2 separate regions of the Homo sapiens genome follow, and region 1 is linked to region 2. The links are chromatin contacts, found by Hi-C in ENCODE. All regions are on one chromosome and are shown on one strand. The core of a region is the stretch at or near the end of the contact, and the rest is flanking DNA. Distances in the headings are between cores, read along the strand shown.

The links. A loop is a pair of places that touch in the nucleus more often than their neighbours do.
Region 1: a map of A673 shows a loop between it and region 2 (4-fold over the local background). The contact joins the promoter of LCE2B here to the promoter of LCE3A in region 2. A Hi-C loop is called at or near these places in 1 of 168 maps with a recorded cell type or tissue (A673).

Annotation. Positions count from the first base shown.
Region 1 is chr1:152,682,220-152,687,372 of GRCh38, reverse strand. It overlaps LCE2B (late cornified envelope 2B), which reads right to left and starts at 1,250. Exons shown (of 2, transcript NM_014357.5): 1 at 1,217-1,250; 2 at 1-549. The coding sequence starts at 529. The coding sequence ends at 197.
Region 2 is chr1:152,618,816-152,624,642 of GRCh38, reverse strand. LCE3A (late cornified envelope 3A) reads left to right here and starts at 1,540. Exons shown (of 1, transcript NM_178431.1): 1 at 1,540-1,809. The coding sequence starts at 1,540. The coding sequence ends at 1,809.

The DNA of each region.
Region 1 (5,153 bases), core at 1-2,500, 63 kb before region 2:
TAACATGAGGTAAAGGAGGAAAACAAAACCTGCAATTGAGGTGCTCCATCAAGTGCAAAGTTCTCCCAGGGAAGCCCCATGAGTCTTTGTGGTCGCTGTCCACCCATGAATGGAATGAGAGGAAATGGAAAGGGTTAAGCATCAGGCTGTAGGAGGTTCTTAAACATTCTGTCCAAAGAGTTCTTCTTAGCCCAGGTCAGCAGCAGCCCCCAGAGCTGTGGCAGCAGCCAGAGCCCCCAGAAGGTTCACTCTCACAGCAGTCGGGGCTCTGGTGCCGGCGCCGGTGGAAGAGACGGGGCCTGTGGTGGCTCAGGCAGCAGCCACCAGCCCCAGAGTTGCAGCAGCCCCCAGAGCTGGGACCACAGCAGCCCCCAGAGATGGGACCACAGCAAGAAGAGACTGCAGGGGAACATGGAGCTGGGCACTGGGGCAGGCATTTAGGGGGACACTTAGGTGGACATTTTGGGGTACACTTGGGAGGACACTTGGGAGGGGGCTGGCACTGCTGCTGGTTTTGCTGGCAAGACATCCTGGCAGAGTTTAGTCAACCTGAAAGATAATAATGAAACTCTTTAAATATTTCAAACCAAGGATCATATTATACCTCTTCTAAAATCAATGCATGTGTAGAAGAAGAATGATATTTAGATCATACAGTCACATCAGTAACCTGAAAGAAACAACTTGAATCTTTCCTCTAAATAAAAGCACATACATTAAAAAACCAACCGAATGAGCTTCGTATTCTTCCTTTCAGGGGAAGCTGAGATTACTCTATCCTCACAAGCCTGAATAGAGTATTCACACTCCATGAAGTACCGATTCCCTTAATACAAGCCCTAAGGACCAGCTGCGTGTTGCAGGACACACCAGGAGGTCCTCTGGAAAAAGATTTTGCAATGAAACCTCCAGATAAAAGAGCCTGGCTTGAAGTATTTGCCAGTTTCCATGGTGTAAATATGCCCAACACAGCAGTTTTGAAGTTACCAACATGAAGTCACTGAACACAGAATTGGAAAAGATGTGCACAGTTAGCTTTCCCCACCTATACGACCTCCGGTAGGCCTCACAGCCTCAACAGATTCGAGGCAGACTGAGTCCCATTCCTCCTCAGTATGGCAGAACACAAGCACACAACTCTTTCTCCAGCCTACCTCCATCCTCCCCATCCCTCTGCCTTGCTCATACCCCTCTGGTATCCCAGGTTGCCACTCACCCTGGTCACACGCAGGAGCACAGACACGTCCCTGGGGAGTCAGAGCAGATGAGGTGCTGAAGCTGGATGTGTCTTTTATAGGGCCCAGGCTTGGCTCTGGAAAGAGGAGGAGGTGGCTTTTGCACAACCAGGCACGTGCTGGGTCATTCCTGACATTCTCCTGCCTCCTAGTCCCTGCAATCCAAAGAGGCCTCAGGAGCTTCCAGGACTCCTCTCTGGGGCTGCGGTCTAGAGAAGCTTTAGCCAGTCAGAGCCTCCACCAGGTGGGAACCCTAATGAGTTAACTTAGGTTACCCAAGGGACCCATGCCTGGACAAGATCCTGTTCCCTGCATCTTTTGTATTCGTGTCCTCTGAGGAAACATCAGTTCTGAGCCACAGCTTTCCCTGACCTTGTGGAAATGTTCCATTATGACTCCCTCCACCCTGAGCAGTTTCTCTTCCATGTCCTGCTGTGGATCCAGCCATCCCAGGGGGCTTCTACAGCCTTGGCTTTTTCTAGGCATCCCTCCCTTGCCTAGGCTCTCAGCCCTTCCTCCTGGCCTCTGTGTTTCTGCTTTTCCTCCAACTCACCATGGCCAGCAGATTCAGTGGATTAAATCTGAGTTGATTCTGTGGTCTAGAGCAAAGAATATGATTGAGAATAAACAATTCCCTCTAAAATCAAAACATTGCCCTTAGTCGGAGGAATTGTATTGAATGTGCTACTGGAATCAGAAAACTTGCATATGATAACTGAGTGATCTCTGGAAATTGCTACAACAATTATCAACAATTGCTAGAGTGTCACTATGATACTCACAATGAGTATCAATTCTCATATGTAATGGCCGTTATAAACCAGGTATACTTATCTCACTGAGCTGTTTTTAATATTAAATGAGAAGTAAGAAAGAGCTTAGTGTGACACTATGTGCTTGATAGACCCTTAATAAATATGTGTTTAAAAGAAAAACTAATGCCATGTATTGGATACTTACCCAGGTCTTATGTGGCATTCATTGTCCATATAGAACCCTTACAAGACAGTTTATTTGAAAACTCCCTTAGGAAGTAGACATCATTTATTGTGGCTTCTGTGGAGAGGGAATTCCTTTCCTATCATGAAGTAGAGGGTCAGAAAGGGGTCTACTTACTCAGAGTTCTGATTCAGGGTTGCACTAGACAGAGTTACCCATTCATTTATTCACTTATTTTAAACAGATATATGGAGGATGAACTTTGAAAACCTTACGCTAAATGGAAGAAGCCAACCACAAAAGACTGCATTTCTTATGATCCTATTTATATGAAATGTGTAGAGTAGGCAAATCTGTAGAACTAGAAAGGGAATGAGGCTTTAGCCAGTTACAGCCTCTCTCAGGCTGGACGCCTGAAGAGCTGACTTAGGGCATCTGAGGAACCAGAGCCTGGACAAGATTCTGTTCCCTGTATCGCCTTTTACTTTTGTGCACATCCTCTGAGGAAATATCAGTGGCTTCCAGGTACTTTAGCAGGCTGGGAGAAATTAGAAAATTACAACAAATGGATATAGGTTTTCTTTGTGGAGTAATGAAAATGTTCTAAAATTTGGTGGTGATTGTCCAACTCTATGAATATATTGAAACCCACTGAATTAACACTTTAAATAAATGAGCTGTATAATAAGTGAATTATGGCTCAATGAAGATGTTGAAATTAGAATTGAAAAAGATAGTTATTCACACCTCTGATTAAAACAGAAACAGACCGTGCCTTGACATTGCCTAATGTTTACTTGGTGGTGGAGGGTGGTTAGGTAGAAAGCATAGTTTCCCATTGTCTGCTTCTACCTGAGGGATTCTATTCACCTATTTACACAGTCCTATTTTCAGACCCGAGTCCTGTTCTCAGAGAGCTTTTACCTCAAGGATAAACTAAGTCCACAGTGTGATTAGAGCAGTGAATTCAAAAGGCATTCTTTGAAAGCCTACAACATTCTTGGAGCATGTATGTCCAAACATAGGGATATAGAGGTGAACAATAAGTAGCCCATGACCTCAAAGACTGTAGAATTTAGTGGCCTTTTTGAAGATGACTGCAGACAAACTGGATACCAAAGAAGATGATGTTTGAGGCCTGAACCTCCTGAGTCACTATTTCCCAATGTGTTTAAAAGATGTTAGTTCATTCCACTGTCTTCATGGTGATATCACCCTCAGCTTCCTCATACTCTTTGACAAAGATATTTGTTACAATGTTGTAAGTGAGGAAATAGGGGAGGCAAGCCTGTGTGTGTGTGTGCATGTGTGCACTGTGTGCATGTATGCACTGTGTGCATGTATGCTGTATTCATATAAAAGTGCAGGTGAAATGAACATGCACATACATGAGCATCTGTATTGAGTGGTTGAATAAGCAATGGAAGGACTAATGGGAACCGACCCTCTGGGAAACCAGAACTGGGAGATAAACAGCTCTTTAACATGCCCACTTTTTCCCTTTATATCTCAAAAAATGGTGGGAATTGGTTCACAAGTCAGTGAAGAAACACCTGACTATAGATATTCTTGCTTCTGTCTCCACAGTCTTCACATCATCATGTGTGATCTCTCTGAGCCAGGAGACCCAGTGGGTCACATTGCCCATGCTCCCTCAGGGACCACCCACATACTTAATTGCCACATGAGTGTTGGCAGGATCAGTGCATCATTTTAGGACCACATGGACGAGCATGTAGGTGTCATGAGAAGAATGCCCTGCGGGTGACTTCAAACATTTCATCTGAAGTTCATGTCATCTGGCAAGTCACTCTCCTGCAGGCTGGTCTCTCCAAGTAGCTCCTTGATTTGTCTCCCTGGGAACTTAAACTCCATATATTCCAGAAAAATACTCCCTACCAAATGTGGGAACTTTATTTTATCTACAGTACAAGAAAAAGCCTTACCATGTCTTTTTATTTGTCTCCCTTTATTTAATAGATTGACCAATCCAAAATTTTCCTGTACCATATCTTTGTAGGCCTTTTGATCTTTTTTGTCAATACTGTCTAGCAGTGTCTAGTGCTAGACATAGTGATAGGGAGGAGCACAGCAGAGGGGTGTTCTGGGCAAAGCAAGAATTGGCCCGTCTAGTATTTACATACATATTTATATGACCTAAAGTGGATCGGTTTTATACTTATCTTAATTCATCAATTCCATGATACAGTCTTCTAATACTTGTTAACAGCCCTTAAATCAGTATATACCATATGATTGGTGGCACGTAATTGTTGAATTTGCAGCATTTTTTTCTTTCCTTGTGGTGCATGAAATAAGGGTGTCCCTTACAATTGATAGCCTCTTAAAGCTCATGAAATACTGTAGGTAGGAAGTGGGTACGTAGATATGAAATGAAATGAGAGACAGAATTGACATTGATTTAGCATTAATTCTGTTTTTAAGCATGTCAGTTCTAACACTTTTAACTTGGGGTTATACGTTTCTTCATAGGTACTAATTCGATACAAATGTATTTTATAAACTGTCTGCCAGCACACCAAGAATAGGTTTAAAAGGGCAAAATTATGCCCGTCCTGGCTCTAATTTATCTGACTTATTATTCAATTCATTCTGAAACTCAGATACCTTTCCAAAAAACCACCAGCAATGCCAATGCCTTCAAAGGGCCCTCCACAGTGCCACTCCAGTGCACAGCCCATGTTCACCTCCGAATCTTCTTGTGTGACCCCTGCATAGGAAGAAGCTGCAGCAATCACCAGTCCCCAGAGCTCCAGCTACTGTGCAGTGGTCAGCAGCCTTGTCCGTGCTGTACTGACTACACTTCTGTGAAACCAAAGTGCGAAGGCCAAGGGCCTCCTCAGCCGCATGCTGCACTCCCTTTCTCCAGTCCTCCTAACATCACAGCTTTGTTGGGCTTACCATGGGGTTACCAGGTAGAAGCTTCTGTTTTCCCAATATTCTCCAAAGGTCTGTCCA
Region 2 (5,827 bases), core at 291-2,790:
ACCTCATCATTATCAACAAATTCAAAGAAATTTTAATGAATTACTAACATAATATATAGGATTAAATTCAGCCTTGCACATTTCACAGACAGCCAAAAACGGATGCCCCTTTTTTCCCATTAAGTGTGATTTCTGTTGATCCCACAGATGGAGGTCACATTTTTATACCATCTGCACCTCCCTCCACTCTACCCCTCTGCCCCCACAGTGCCCAATGCCACCTTTAAGATGCCATGATATTCCCTGAAGACACTACCTCTCAAGCCATGGCCCCAGCTCCATTCTTCCACCCCTTACTCAACCCAGGTCCAGTGAGCTCAGTGCAGCCAACATCTCAGGACACAGGGGCTGATTCCATCACCTATGTAAAGGAATCCACAAAGCAATGGGGACTGACACCCAAAGGCAGTGACCCCAGCCTGCCATGTTTGTGCACACTTGTGCTGCGTCGCTTAGCACATAGGATGTGATTTAATTGCTCAGTTGTCCATCTGGCCTTCTGAAAAGCTGTGAGCTAGTCAAGGGGAGAAATGTGTTCTGTTTGTCCCCATATTACCAGGCCCCACAAAGGACGTACCCTGGCTTCAGAGCATGTGAGCTGAATGAAGAAAAAAAAGTGGAACAGCAGCCAGAGGGCCTGAACGGTGGATAATTGGACCGTCATCGAGATTTCCTGCTTCCCTTTTGTCATTCCTCAAAATATGCGCCTTAAGAATATGCTGAAAGCCTGGTCCTTGGGAGTGTGTGGTGCTTCCCCTCCCTTTGGGGAGCAAAGGAGGACACATAGTTGGGCTGTGCATCATAATACCCAGGATAAAAGGGCTGAGGCCCTGGGTTCCTCAGTCCACAATCACCTCAGGAAGAACCTTCTCCTGCCTCCACCAAACCAGGTGAGCGTCCAGCTGGCGAGAGGACCTGGGCTGAAAGGGCTGCGCAAACACGTCTGTGCTTCAACAAGGAGAGGGGAGGAGGCAGACACGGTGGAGGCGGCAGAGAGGCTGTGGTGGGTGGCCGGCTGGGACTGGGATGGGAGATGGGCGGGATAGTGAGGAAGACAGACAAGTCTGCGAGCCACTTCAGGGGCTCCGCGATGCTGCGACCTCTGAACCCCCTTTTCCTCATGTGCGCAGAGATGCGTTGCCTCCTCACACCCTGCGCTCACAGGCGTCCAGAGAGACGCCACCCTGGAGGGTCATGGGCGTTGTGTTCACGGGACGCCTGCAGGGGGAGCTGTTCGCATCGGGTCCGGAGGTGTGACAGGCCCCGCAGGGCGTGCGCAGGAGCCCCAGAGGCCCACCCAGGAGTGTCAGCTGCCTCCCAGGCAGGGGAGAGGGCCGGAGGAAGGGGCAGTATCAGGCCGGTTTAACTTCAGATCCGTTTGCATTCCCCTTCCCCAGGTCTTAGCTGGAGGGCAGACTGAGTTTAGGGGAAGGGATCCACAATTAAACCAAAGCATGAGGAGGCCCTGGCCTGAAACCTGCATTGACACGTATTTTGCTTTGCTTTTATTTTGCCCAGGCTCCCTGACCTCCTGCCTAGATGTCCTGCCAGCAGAACCAGCAGCAGTGCCAGCCTCCGCCCAAGTGCCCTGCAAAGAGCCCAGCACAGTGTCTGCCTCCAGCTTCCTCCAGCTGTGCCCCAAGCTCTGGGGGCTGTGGGCCCAGCTCCGAGCGCAGCTGCTGCCTGAGTCACCACAGATGCCGCAGGTCTCACCGTTGCCGTTGCCAGAGCTCCAACTCCTGTGACAGGGGAAGTGGTCAGCAAGGCGGGAGCTCCAGCTGTGGCCACAGTTCTGCGGGCTGCTGCTGACCTGAGCCACGAGATTAAGTAAAAATATTTGAGAAAAGAAAGTGCCAAAATGACTGGAACCAGCCCTAGCCTGGTGCTTCTTTGCTCCTGTCTCCTCTTTCCTACTGAGATGTTCCTTGATGAGTTTCAAGTACTCCCCCAGGGGATTTATCCTGCTGGTCTTAGTGTTTTCCCTCCTTCTTTAATATCCCTGTGCTGTGAAGAATAAAGCTGTGCTTTCTCGTTGCAAGCTCTGTCCAGTGCGTTCCCGTCTTTGCCTTACAGGGGCTGCCCCACATTGGGTACATAGGCCTATCTTAGGAACAGACACAAGTGGGTCATACACCCCTCAACTCACAAAACCCTTTTAGGGGGGTTGTATATTAGTGTGGGAATGAGGTGAGCAGTCTTTCACAAGGTCAAGGACAGAAGCATGAGTTGGAAATAAACACAGAGCTCTGGAAAACAAAGGGAATGAGCTTACTGGGCCCGTTCAGATCCTTCCGAAAACACTTTGGTAGCTCAGCCCTAGATGGCAGAGAAGAAGAGAAGCTCCAGATGGGAGCAGGTCCTTGGTCCTCTGGTTCCTCCAACTCTGATACTCTGTAGTCTTCATGACCCAGGACCACAGCAGCCCCCAGAGCTGTGGCAGCAACTGGAGCCTCCAGAATGCTCTGTTGGGCATGTCAGTGGGATCTGTGGGCCCATGGTGACTCCGGTAGCAGCTTCCTGCAGAGCTGGAACCACAACAGAAATAGACTGGCAGCAAACAACCAAAAGGATACTTGAGGGTTAGGCACTTGGGAGGGGGCTGACAGTGCTGTTAGTTTTTCCTTTCAGGACATCTCAGCTCAGTGATCCCTGGAAGAAATGAAAAAGTAAATCATTGTTTTCTATCTATCTATCTATCTATCTATCTATCTATCTATCTATCTATCTATCTATCTCTATCTACCTATCTGTCTCCCCTTGTCCCTCACCGTCTTTCTCAGACCCTGACCCTATGACCCTAAGCTCACGTTTTTGCTAACCTAAGGGCAGCAGGGAAACAGGGCCTTGGGCAGGGATGAATTGGCTCAGAATGTTTGCTGATCAAGGTATTTTCTCCTCCTACTTTGATTTAGAATCAGAAAAAAAGGAGATGGGACATGGAGAGTGATGATAGTGATGGACTCTACTCCAAGTAACAGCTCTTCAAACTCTAGCCCCTCAGTAGGAAATTCAATAATTATTCAGTAGATGCCCAGATGTTTTCTGATAGAAGGGAACCAGGAAGTCCCTGTAACACCCAAATATCTGGCCTTGATTATCAAGACTGTTGAAAACTAATTGTCTATACTATTTTATTCATTAATTAATTCATTCAAACAACAGGAATTGAGGACACAGTTCAGATATATGTTGACACAAAGGACTCAGAAATGTGTGAAATATGATTCCCATCCTTGAGATGCCGACTGACAAGTCAGCAATCCACTTATGAGCTGGAATGATATGGACTGTTACATAAGTGTGTGGGAAGTCCATGGGACTTATCCTTTGGATGGTAACCCCCTGTTTCCCTGACAAGAGTGAAGTGTCCAGACATTGTCACTAGTATCATTTGTGGGTGTTGGGTGAGGTTTCTGGCCTGCAAAATGACCTTTGATGGTCCTGTGATGGCCTAGCTAAAGTGACTAAGAGGAACTAATGGGACCCAAGAGCCAGGAGTCCCTGGGCAGAAGGTTTCCTGGCAGAGGGAGGAAATGAAGCTGCCCTTTGAGAGAAGTTGGATCTGAAAGGGAAGCAAGCTAAGATAATGGGAGGCAGAATAGTGTGCAGGCCAAGAACATGGGCACTGGAGTCGGACATTCCCATTGCCTCCCCTCTTTTAAATACCAGGAGAAACCTTGAAGAGTCTAGGGGAAAACAAAGCTAAAAAATAAAGGCAAAATGAACCAGAAATGCTGGAATTAAAAGCTGAGCCACCAATTAGCAGTCTAGATCTGTGACATGACAGACTTGCAAATCTAGCAGTCTAGATCTGTGACATGACAGACATTGCTTCAGCATTTACTTGACTGCACTATTGATCCAAGAGATAGGAATGGTTCAGACACAGGGATGCTCATATCACATTGGCCAGAACGCTTTAGGAAAAAGGAGGGATTGAATGATAATTGATGGGAGAAAAAATAAAGTGATGGACAATAGTGGTAATTAAGTTTATTTCACCAGTGTTTCTGCTGAATATAAATGACAGATGTATACTATTTTCCCATTGCATTTAATTTTTTTTAGGTGGAGTCTCACTCTGTCTCCAGGGCTGGAGTGCAGTGGCATGATATCTGCTCACTGCAACCTCCCAGGTTCAAGTGATTCTCCTGCCTCAGCCTCCTGAGTAGCTGAAACTACCACGAGCCACCACGCCTGGTTAATTTTTGTATTTTTAGTAGAGATGGGGTTTCACCATGTTGGCCAGGAATTAGATAATTATCTGGCATATGTAAATAACTTTGATATATTTTGGTAAGACATCATTATTGCAGCAATAGTTCTGAACATTCTAGTTCCATAAAGGTTATAGGAGTGGCCACCCTCTTCAAAGCTTGAATATGTTACAAGCATGACCAAAATCTGAGTCTTTTCAAAACACTGTGGGAACATTAATTTATACTAGGGCTTCAGCAACATGTAGAGTGAACTGACAAGAGGGTGAGGATTTGGCTGATACCTATTTGTGATGATTTTAAAGCATGGTTCAAATTTTTTTTGACATTCCTCTCATTGAGAAGTTAGGCCTATGTCCACTTACCTTGAATCTAAGCGGGCTTGTAACTCCTTTAACCAAATGAATATGGTTGAAATATGCTATGTGACTTCAAAGGCTGGGTCACAAAAGGTCATGCAGATTCCACCTGGTCCTCTTAGGAGGCTGTCTCTGGGGAAGCCAGTTACCATGTAAAAAGTCTCGCTATTCTAAGACCATCATGCAAGAGAGGCCAGATGTAGGTCCTCCAGGTGACAACCCCAGAAGAGGGCTCAGCTGGCATCCAGCATCAACAGCCAACCATCTGAGTGAGACTTCTTGGATGTCCAGCCCAGTCAGCCTTCAGATGACCACAGCTCCAATCAACATCTGACGACAAATGCATGAAATGAGAATTGCCCTGCTGAGTCCTTTCTGAATTTGTGACCCATAAAATTGTGAGAAAACCAAGATGGCTGTCATTCCAATCACTTAGTGTATTGTTTCACATCACTAAGTTTTGGGGTGATTTGTTATGTAACAATAGGACACCCACTGATTTTCTGCCATCAGCAACTTATGTTCTTCCTTCTAAAGTTGTTGGCTCTGCTGAGGTGCCAATAGCCACTAGATAGCTTTCTTAGTCCCCCCAAAATTCACCACTTTCATGCCTTAATGTTTTTCCAAGGTTTATCTCACCTACACTGACACTCATGACACACAGGGTATGATAATCCAACTGAATGCAGAGCAAGGAAAATGTCAGCCTGCAACATGCCCAGTCGATGTCTGCTCCAAGTAAAAAGAAACTTCATCTGTTCCCATTGTATCTACAATGCCTAGAGTGGCACCTGGCATGGGAGATACACTCATTGTTGGGAGAAAAGCTGAGTGTTGGGAGACAAGCTGAGTCAGGGCTTGGAACATGTCTGGGTTCCAGGATCTAAAACCCCCTTGTGGCCTCTGGAATGTGTCTAGACTTGCTGGCTCCTCGCTTCTAGCATTCCCATTATTGCAAGTAGCCATATGTTTCAAAGAAAATGCTAAACCATCACAGCTGTAGCTCATTCACTTAATACATTGCTTCCTTTCAACCCCCACATCCTCACCACCTGTTTCTTTGATCACAAATAAATAGCATGGGCTCCCAGAGCTCGGGGCCTTTGCAGTCTCCATACTAGCATTGGCCCCCTGGTCCCACTTTATTTCTTAACTGGTCTTTTCTCATTCCTTTGACTCCACCGGACTTCGTAGCCCCCCCCCAGCCTGGTGTTGGGTCTGATCACCCCAACACTCATCAAATGTTTGTGC